Regions from separate parts of the Homo sapiens genome. Here region 1 is linked to region 2. The links are chromatin loops, found by intact Hi-C in ENCODE. Cell type or tissue: left ventricle myocardium inferior. All regions are shown on one strand. Links, peaks and the distances in the headings refer to the core of each region. The heading gives the core; the rest is flanking DNA.

Region 1 (5,385 bases), core at 306-5,305, 240 kb before region 2:
AAACAGACTCAGAGAAGTTAAGCAACTCACCATAGTAGCTATAAAGTGGAAAACCTTGGATTTGAACTCAGATTTAACTCCTAATACTTTTGTCTTAATCACTATTCTGTAATGCTTCCCCAGTGAACTGACAATTGAATGGGTTGGAGGAAGAATCGAGGTGCCTTCCTCAGTCTCCAGGGGGATTAGGAAGATCTCAGGGTTTTTTTTTTTTTCTTTCCCTGGAGAGGTTTGAGCATTAGACTTCTGGTTTTGGTTAACTCAGGAAGTCCTAGCCGTCTCTCCCGCAACATGCAGAGGCCCATTTTACATTCCAGGGCTCCTCAGCTGTCCTTAGGGGCAGTAATATGCTAGGGGTTCATAGTAGAGCAGGGTCATCATGGTAGCTACTGTCCTGGGACAGCCCTTATCAATTCAGGCAATTTTGGAGGTGGACTAAGACTTTTCTTTGGGTCCAAGGAATGAGCAGGCAGTTCTGATTCCTCAGGGATTATGGGGTCACTATCTACCCTAGCGACTTCCCCAGACTTGGCAGCAGATGGTCTGTAAGCCTTCACCTTGAGAATTCCCAAGAGACAGTCCCTCAAGGGACAGTCTTTGGCTCCTAGTCTTGTGCTGCATCCTTAAGGGGCTGGGAATAACCAGACCTAAGATTCAGGGGGTCACATTAATGAGCCTGGAATAGAGCCTAAGGGTAGTCAGGGGTGGGAGGAAATGTTACACTCTCTGTAGCAACATCTGTCCTATAATGCTATGGAATAATAGCAATGTCTTGTCCAGGAATCCTGAAATATTACTAGGGGAGATAATTCCATCTCAGACCTGAGCTATATGCTTTCTGCCATATAAGCATTATGGTTAACATTGAGCTTCCTGGAAGCTAGGGCACAAAGGGAACCACAATAGATATCAGCATTTAACTTCATGAAATTCTTGAAGTCCCATAAGATGTTAATAAGAGTGTCTGGAATAAGCAGTTCATTAGTCAAATAAACCTAGGAAATACTGCATATACTACACTCCATTCTGTTTGAGGAGTCCTAATGGCATTAAATAATGAAGGCTCTGACGCATCTTGCAGCAAAATTTATTTTTTACTCAGTTTCCCAAGTTTAATTGATCATGGAGCCCCTTTCCCATGGAAAATTTATTGACGTCTAGCAATAAATCAGCATTTTGAATAGTTCATTTTGGAAAATGCTTATTTATATGTTTTCCTTGTCAGACAAAAACATTTTCTTTCCTGATTTTAAATTCTAAGGAAGGGCTAAGTATACCTCGGTTTCCCTGCCAGTTTATTCCTGTTTGACTATTTGAACCTCCCTCTATCCCTGTAATTTTTTGTCCATACCCATGTCCTCAGGAGTTTCTATAGATTTAGGAAACCAGGGTAAGTTTCCTTGGTGGAAACCCAACTATGGTGATCTAACAAGTTTAGTGAGGTGAAGTCAAAATAAAGCTTTGGAGGTGAGGGTAATTGTGAAGCCCATTAGGGGTTGGCCCAGGAAATCTGGTGAGAAGGTATTACAATGTACAGCAGTCTCTTGAGAGTCTTACCCCAATATGAGGTGGTTTCTATACTTGGAGACAGCTGTGGTTTTAGCCTGTGGACTCTGGCGACCCCTTTCCACATTTCCCTGTTCACTGCTTTGGGGAAGATGGCCTTGAGGGGCAGAAAGGAGGATTATACCAAGATATGCAATAGTTGGAGACCTATTGGTCATTCTGGACGTGGCTTCAGCCTCTGCACTTTTAGGGATGAAAAACTGGGGGTCTTGGAACAGGCCAACAGAACAGCAGGTCTTTTCTTGTTTCCTCTGGGCACACAGAGTCCCCATCCCATAGCATCAATAACTGCCTGAAGCATGACTTGTCTCCCTGACTGGATTGGAGCTCCTCAAGGATGGGGGCAGCTTCTTATATTTCTCATGCCCCTTCCCCACCACACGAGGTGCTCATGCTGGGTGCTCATGAGCACATACCCAGCCAGCATGAGCACCTAGCGTGGTGGGGAAGGGACATCAGAAAGTGCCTGATCACTAACATTTATGCGTAGCTCAGGTTTTCTAAAAAGTTCCATAGACATAATCTCATTTGGGATTCACAGCAACACTGTGAAACATGTCAGAGATTATCACCCCATTTTATAGCCAAGGAAACAAAGTCTCAGAGAGGTGAAGTGATGCATCCAACTTCACACTGTTGGTAAGTAGCTGGTGGTCTATACGCTACATCACATCTGCTGCCTTTGGAAGGATTCACCCTGAGGTTCAATATAAGAGGATTCTTAGTCTAGGTAGGGGGCGGGGAGCTGTGTCTGGTCTTAGCATCCTGCGATTCTCTCCTCAGTGGAGACTGCCTCTTTTGACCAGCAGAGGGAAGCATGGAAACACAGAGCCTTCCAAAGCCTAGGACTGTTTAGGTTCACCCTCACAGTATGTGATTAGAGCCTCAGCAGAGTTCTAGGCAAAGAATACTGACTGCCATTTGCTGCACACCCACTCTGTGCCCAATTACTATAATACATATTATTTATAACTCCTAAAGCAGCTCTCCATGGCAGGGATGGCCATCTCTATTTTCCAGATGGGGAAACTGGCTCAGAGATTTAGTCATTTACGTGAAGCCATTGAGTTGGTAACTGGTTTGCCTGGGATTTGAACCAGGTCTGCTAGTTCCAACTCTCTTAGCAGGCCCAGGACAAACGTCTGTTGAAGGAAGTCAGGGAAGGGTCTTCTTCCCTCCCAGCCATCCTACTTCTCCAAGTTCATACCACACAGTGCTGAGTGCAGCTCCTTAGCTCAAGGAAGAGGTCATGCTGCAGTCCGCCTCCTACCTCCCAATTCTGTCACTGCTCAGCGTCTCATACCTTCCTTTCCTTTTTTTCTGCACCTCCCTCTACTTCTTTTCCATCCAAAGCTGGGACAGGCAGCAGGCGCATGGGGCCAGAGGCTGGAACACTGGACTGGGCTGAATCTGGATCTCTGGTCTCTGACCTTGTTGATTATCCTGGTCTTGCTGCTGTTCCCTCTGCTCCCCCAAACCCCTGCATCCAGGTACTCCTCCATGGCCACTGCCCTAATATAAGCCTCCATCATCTCTTGCCAGCCTTTCTCACTGATGTTCCACCCTCTGGTCCACCTGCATAAATTAATATCCCCATAATAATCATATTAATGAGGATCTAACTCCTCACATCGCTCCTCACATAGCAGCCAGAGTGGACATTACTGCCAATGCCTTAATTCCCTTAAAGCCTTCTGATGCTCCCCATGGCCTGTAGGGTAAAGCCCCAACCCTGCTCCATCCCTGCAAGGCCAGGGATGACCTGGGCTGGCCTGCCCCTCCAGCCTCCTCCCTCAGCCTGCCCCATCCTCATGCTCACTACCCCAGGTTTATCCAACAACTGGCCAGCTGTACTCCGCCTCAATGGCCTTGTCTACCTAAACTATGTTCCCTGCTAGGGAGTGCTCATTTATCTTTCCAGACTCATTTCTATGGCCCCTCTTCTAGAAAGGCTTTCATGACTTTCCTTTCCACCCTGGTTGGAACAAATTTCTTCTCCACTCCCCTCACCTTGGTCCCAGCAGCAAAAAATGCGTAACTGCCTTGATTTGTTCTGTGTCTTTCTTTTCCACTCATCTGTGAGCTACTGGAGGGCAGGGATCATGTTCGAGATAACTGTGTGTTCCCAGCCCTTGTGCTGGGCTGGCACACAGTAGTAGCTTAGTGGGTGAACTTGACCTCAGATGGCTTTACTGCTCAGGCCCATGGCTTTGGGTTCCTGCTGCTTCAATCTCCTCCTGGGTGATGGGAAAACATTGCAAAGATGCATGAAGAAAGAACTAGCCTCAGTGTCCCTGCTGGTCAGGGTTTTCCTTCCTCCAGAACCCAACACACAGTTAGGGCACACCTCCTCCCACCCTCCTCACCCTGCCATAGCCTGAGGGAGATCCTGTCTTTGAATTCTGCCTTGGTATAAGCTTTGAGGTCTATTCCCTCCTGCCTCCTTCCTCAACCACTTTCCTTTCCAAAAGTCTGCCCACAAGTCTTTATAAAATCTCTGTGTAGCTCCTGGCCTCTTGTATTACTCATCATCTTTTCTGTCATTTATCGGAAGAGAGGGAGAGGGACAAGATGAGGTTGGAGATAGAAGAAGGTGAGTAATACATTTATGTTCCAGGGCTTCCATCTTTTCAGTGAAGTGGAGAGCACTGATTAAGCAAAAGTAATTCCTCCTCTTCTGCACTTGCTGCTGGAAACAGTTGGGAACCTCAATATCTTCCTGAGGGAGGGTCCTAGAGGCAGCTGGCTAGAATAGTCAAGCCCCAGGCTTTTTCTGGGGGTCTTATTTTGGCAGAATCTAATTCACATTTTCTGCCCTTGTTGTGTCCTCTCCCACTGTCAGACACGTTTGTACTATGTATGGTTTGATTGTTTTATTATTAGGCACTAACCATGTTGTAGAGGAACCCATTTCGCAATCCATCTGTGCTGATTTTAACTGCCTGGCTTCGTTTGGGAGTTTTGATCACTGAAGAAACCATTACCCACTTCTGGGTGTGTCTGGCAGAGCTGTAGTCGGTCCCAATGCCAATTCCAGACACTCATTCCCAAGTCTGCAAATTGTTGTATCCTTTCTTGTAGTGACGCTCCCTCGAGCATCACAGATTTTACACATTTGTTAGATTTAAAGCAAGCATGTGCACCCTGTGGAAACAGAAACTCTGAAGAGTTCCAGTTGTCCTGTGTTACTCCATTGCTCACACAGTCAAATGCCTGGGGCATAGAGTAGTGAGTTCACTATGTACTGGGAGTGTCAGGCAGGCAAAACGCCATTGCTGTCCTGGGTTCCCCAGAGACTTCCAGCCTCTTGGATCACTCTGCCCTTTGGCACTCAAATAGAATCATCTGGGATCTAGTTCCACACATGGTGGGAAAACTAGCACAACCCTCACAATCAATATTTTCAGAGATTCTCAGAGGCTTATGTTTCTCCTGGTGATCTTTTGGTTTTTGTAGTGCTTTTAAACATGTCTGCAAATTCTTTGATACCCTTTCTATCAAGAGGTGGAGTTTAATTCTCCTCCCCTTGAATCTGGGCTGGATCTCATAATTTGCTTCTAATAAGCAGAAGGAAGAGGAAGTGATGCTGCTTGATTCTTGAGGTTAGGTCGTCAAAAAAGACGATTGAACATCTATTAGGCTCTCTCTCTTTGGATGCTTGCTTTGGAACCCAGCTGCCATGCCGTAAGGAAGCCCAGGCCACATGGGGAAGGCTTGTGTAGGTGTTCTGGCCAATGGCTGCAGCTGAGATCACAGGTAACATGTGAGTTACATGTAAGCGAGGGAACCTGTGGGAGGACTCCATCGCAGTCACCATCT
Region 2 (5,385 bases), core at 237-5,236:
ATTTGACACCCCTTCATGCTAAAAACTCTCAGTAAACTAGGTATTAATGGAACATATCTCAAAATAAGAGCTGTTTATGACAAATCCACGCCAATATCATACTAAACGGGCAAAAGCTGGAAGCATTCCCTTGGAAAACAGGCACAAGACAAGGATGCCCTCTCTCACCACTCCTATTCAACATAGTATTGGCAGTTCTGGCCAGAGCAATCATGCAAAAGAAAGAAATAAAAGGTATTCAAGCAGGAAGAGAGGAAGTCAAATTGTCTCTGTTTGCAGATGACATGATTGTATATTTAGAAAACCCCATCATCTCAGTCCAAAATCTCCTTAAGCTGATAAGAAACTTCAGCAAAGTCTCAGGATACAAAATCAAAGTGCAAAAATCACAAGCATTCCTACACAACAATAATCGACAAACAGAGAGCCAAATCATGAGTGAACACACATTCACAATTGCCACAGAGAGAATAAAATACCTAGGAATACCAATTTACAAGGGATGTGAAGGACCTCTTCAAGGAGAACTACAAACCACTGCTCAACAAAATAAGAGACAACACAAACAAATGGAAGAACATTCCATACTCATGGATAGGAAGAATCAATATCATGAAAATGGACATACTGCCCAAAGTAATTTATAGATTCAATACTATCCCCATCAAGCTACCATTGACTTTCTTCACAGAATTAGAAAAAGCTACTTTAAATTTCATATGGAACCAAAAAAGAGCCCACATAGACAAGACAATCATAAGCAAAAAGAGCAAAGCTGGAGGCATCACACTATTTGACTTCAAACTGTACTACAAGGCTACAGTAACCAAAACAGCATAGTACTGGTACCAAAACAGATATATAGACCAATGGAACAGAATAGAGACCTCAGAAATAACACCACATATCTACAACCCATCTGATCTTTGACAAACCTGACAAAAACAAGAAATGGGGAAAGGATTCCCTTAATAAATGGTGCTGGGAAAACTGGCTAGCCATATGCAGAAAGCTGAAACTGGATCCCTTCCTTACACTTTATACAAAAATTAATGCAAGATGGATTAAAGACTTAAATGTAAAACCCCAAACCATAAAAACTCTAGAAGAAAACCTAGGCAATAGCTTTCAGGATATAGGCATGGGCAAAGGCCTCATGACTAAAACACCAAAAGCAATGGCAACAAAAGCCAAAAGTGACAAATGGAATCTAGTTAAACTAAAGAGCTTCTGCACAGCAAAAGAAACTATCATCAGAGTGAACAAGCATCCTACAGAATGGGAGAAAATTTTTGCAATCTGTCCATCTGACAAAGGGCCAATATCCAGAATCTACAAAGAACATAAACAAATTTACAAGAAAAAAACAAACAACCCCACCAAAAAGTGGGTGAAGGATATGAACAGACATTTGTCAAAAGAAGACATTTATGCAGCCAACAAACATATGAAAAAAAGCTCATCATCAGTGGCCCTTAGAGAAATGCAAATCAAAACCACAATGAGATACCATCTCAAGCCAGTTAGAATGGCGATCATTAAAAAGGCAGGAAGCAACAGATACTGGAGACGATGCAGAGAAATAGGAACGCTTTTACATTGTTGATGGGACTGTAAATTAGTTCAACCATTGTGGAAGACAATGTGGTGATTCCTCAGGGATCTAGAACTAGAAATACCATTTGACCCAGCAATCCGATTACTGGGTATATACCCAAAGGATTATAAATCATTCTACTATAAAGACACATGCACATGTATGTTTATTGTGGCACTGTTCACAATAGCAAAGACTTAGGACCAACCCAAATGCCCATCAATGATAGACTGGATAAAGAAGATGTGGCACATATATACCATGGAATACTATGCAGCCATAAAAAAGGATGAGTTCATGTCCTTCCCAGGGACATGGATGAAGCTGGAAACCATCTTCCTCAGCAAACTAACACAAGAACAGAAAACCAAACATCGCATGTTCTCACTCATAAGTGGGAGTTGAACAATGAGAACACATGGACACAGGGAGGGGAACATCACACACTGGGGCCTGTTGGGGGCGGGGGGTTAGGAGAGGGATAGCATTAGGAGAAATACCTAATGTAGATGATGGGTTGATGGGTGCAGCAAACCACCACGGCACATGTATACCTATGTAACAAACCTGCACGTTCTGCACATGTATCCCAGAACTTAAAAAAAAAAAAAAAGAGTCAGGAGAGGCATCCCGTTAGTGGATCTGCTAATTGCACCTCAATCAGCACTGGATTCACAGAAATGTTCCCCCTCTTGCTCCCAGAAGCAACCTTCCAGACTGCTTTTAATGCGTTCTCTCAAGGTTCAAAGAAGCCCTACACTTCAAAGAAGGCCTCATTTCTGTTAACTTATTGCCACCTACTGGCCTACGTTAAATTTTATCAAGAAACGAGAGCCTGGATTTTAATGACCAGTTGACATCATGGATTTGTAGTTTTCCAGGGAGGCTTAGCAGGGCTGTCACAAGGGGCCTCATTAATTCTCCACAGTAAGCCCCAGACGGCTGAATATTTAGCTTGTTCTTACAGGCTTTTCAAAGGGAATTCCACGCTTACCTCCCCTAGCTCATTCCTACAACTTAGCATCTCTCACTGGGCAGAAGTCCTATCCCAGAGCTAATCCCAGTTCCTCCTGCTGCAGTTAAAGCACCCTTGTTTGATTATCATCCATGGAGCTGTATACACTTAGTGGCCATCATCTGACCTCTGTATTTTCTACCTCAGAAGCCTCCACTGGGAGGGGTAGGTGAAAATCCACTTAAGGCAGAGGACACAGATGCGTTCCAAGAGGCTTGGGCTTCCCCCATGTGAGGGCCAAAGCAAGCGCAGAGCAAACTTAAAGCAGCCTCGGGAGTGACAGGAGGACAAGCCTGTTGGAAAGGAATACGCTGGCCGGCGACTCGGAGGGCACACCTCTCAGCACATTAGAGGCATTGTGATGCGTGGGAAGGAGGAGGCTTTGGAGTCTTATAGATCTGATTCTCCTCTGCAAAATAGAGACAATAATCTTAATCTTAATAAAGAGTTGGGAAAATGAAATGAGCTGGCTTTACAAAGTGCCTGGTATGAAACAGATCCCACTCAACAGACGTTATCATCCGCTCCTCTCCCCACTCCCAGGACTGTCATTAAGAAAACTCAATTCAGGCCAGGCATGGTGGCTAACGCTTGTAGTCCCAGCACTTTGGGAAGCCATGGTGGGCAGATCACCTGAGATCAGAAGTTCAAGATCAGCCTGGTCAACATGGTGAAACCCTGTCTCTACTAAAAATTTTTTAAAAAATTAAATTAGCTGAGTGCGAAGGCACACGCCTGTAATCTCAGCTACTTGGGAGGCTGAGGCACGAGAATCACTTGAACCCGGGAGGCAGAGGTTGAAGAATATAAAAATAGACACTTTAACCAATTTAAATTGTACAGTTCAATGGCTTTAATGAAATTCATGATGATTTAGAAACCTCATTACTACCTATTTCCAAAACATTTTCTTCACTCCAACAGAAACTCTGTAACCATTAAGCAATACTTCCCCAGTCTGACTTCCCCCAGTCCCTGGTTATTTCTAATCAACTTTCTGGATCTATGAATTTGCCTATTCCTCTACCTATAAGCGGACTTATTACAGTATTTGTCTTTTTATGTCTGGCTATTTTCACTTAGCATACTGTTCTCAAGGTCATTCCTGCTGTTGTATGAATCAGAACTTCACTCCTGTTTGTGATGAAATAATATTGTATGTATATAGGACATTCTGTGTACCCATTTGTCTGTTAATGGACACTTGAGTTCTTTCAATCTTACATCTGTTGTGAATAATGGTGCCATGAACATTGGCTCACAAGTATCTGTTCAAATCCCTGTTTTCAATTCTTTTGGTTATATAGCCAGGTGTGAATTTCTGGATCCTATGGCACTTGTGATTTTCTTTTTCAGGAACCACAGATCTGTTTTCCAAATTGATATGCCAATTTATATTCACCAGCAATTTGTAAGAGTTCCAATTTTCCCACATTCTGTTAAATATTTGTGATTTTCCACTAAAAATAATTATAGACTTCCTTTTTTTATTACACTTTAAGTTTTAGGGTACATGTGCACAACGTGCAGGTTAGTTACATATGCATACATGTGCCATGTTGGTGTGCTGCACCCATTAACTCGTCATTTAACATTGGGTATATCTCCAAATGCTATCCCTCCCCCCTCCCCCCACCCCACAACAGGTCCCGGTGTGTGATGTTCCCCTTCCTGTGTCCATGTGTTCTCATTGTTCAATTCCCACCTATGAGTGAGAACATGCGGTGTTTGGTTTTTTGTCCTTGTGATAGTTTGCTGAGAATGATGGTTTCCAGCTTCATCCATGTCCCTACAAAGGACATGAACTCATCCTTTTTTATGGCTGCATAGTATTCCATGGTGTAGATGTGCCACATTTTCTTAATCCAGTCTATCATTGTTGGACATTTAGGTTGGTTCCAAGTCTTTGCTATTATGAATAGTGCCACAATAAACATACATATGCATGTGTCTTTATAGCAGCATGATTTATAATCCTTTGGGTATATACCCAGTAATGGGATGGCTGCGTCAAATGGTATTTCTAGTTCTAGATCCCTGAGGAATCACCACACTGACTTACACAATGGTTGAAATAGTTTACAGTCCCACCAACAGTGTAAAAGTGTTCCTAGTTCTCCACATCCTTTCCAGCACCTGTTGTTTCCTGACTTTTTAATGATTGCCATTCTAACTGGTGTGAGATGGTATCTCATTGCGGTTTTGATTTGCATTTCTCTGATGGCCAGTGATGAGCATTTTTTCGTGTGTCTTTTGGCTGCATAAATGTCTTCTTTTGAGAAGTGTCTGTTCATATCCTTTGCCCACTTTTTGATGGGGTTGTTTGTTTTTTTCTTGTAAATTTGTTTGAGTTCTTTGTAGATTCTGGATATTAGCCCTTTGTCAGATGAGTAGATTGCAAAAATTTTCTCCCATTCTCTAGGTGGCCTATTCACTCTGATGGTAGTTTCTTTTGCTGTGCAGAAGCTCTTTAGTTTAATTAGATCCCATTTGTCAATTTTGGCTTTTGTTGCCATTGCTTTTCGTGTTTTAGACATGAAGTCCTTGCCCATGCCTATGTCCTGAATGGTATTGCCTAGGTTTTCTTCTGGGGTTTTTATGGTTTCAGGTCTAACATTTAAGTCTTTAATCCACCTTGAATTAATTTTTGTATCAGGTGTAAGGAAGGGATCCAGTTTCAGCTTTCTACATATGGCTAGCCAGTTTTCCCAGCACCATTTATTAAATAGGGAATCCTTTCCCCATTTCTTGTTTTTGTCAGGTTTGTCAAAGA

The links. Peaks named below come from ENCODE experiments on the same cell type or tissue, not always from the same donor. Only the 100,000 strongest peaks of a DNase experiment are listed, where the experiment ranks them.
Region 1: it touches region 2 in a loop (4-fold over the local background); 45 of 110 quality-filtered maps call a loop at or near these places.

What each region holds. Positions count from the first base shown.
Region 1 is chr1:46,745,513-46,750,897 of GRCh38, forward strand. No RefSeq gene overlaps it. Among named protein-coding and RNA genes, the nearest start is that of EFCAB14, 29 kb to the left of the region's middle. In left ventricle myocardium inferior, for the core only: a CTCF peak has its summit at 2,364 (motif pointing right); a DNase peak (open chromatin) is centred at 4,839; H3K27ac peaks cover 2,030 bases; H3K27me3 peaks cover 1,987 bases.
Region 2 is chr1:46,988,844-46,994,228 of GRCh38, forward strand. It overlaps a transcript of CYP4X1 not described here. Among named protein-coding and RNA genes, the nearest start is that of CYP4X1, 32 kb to the right of the region's middle. In left ventricle myocardium inferior, for the core only: a CTCF peak has its summit at 2,417 (motif pointing left); no DNase peak of the experiment used is centred there.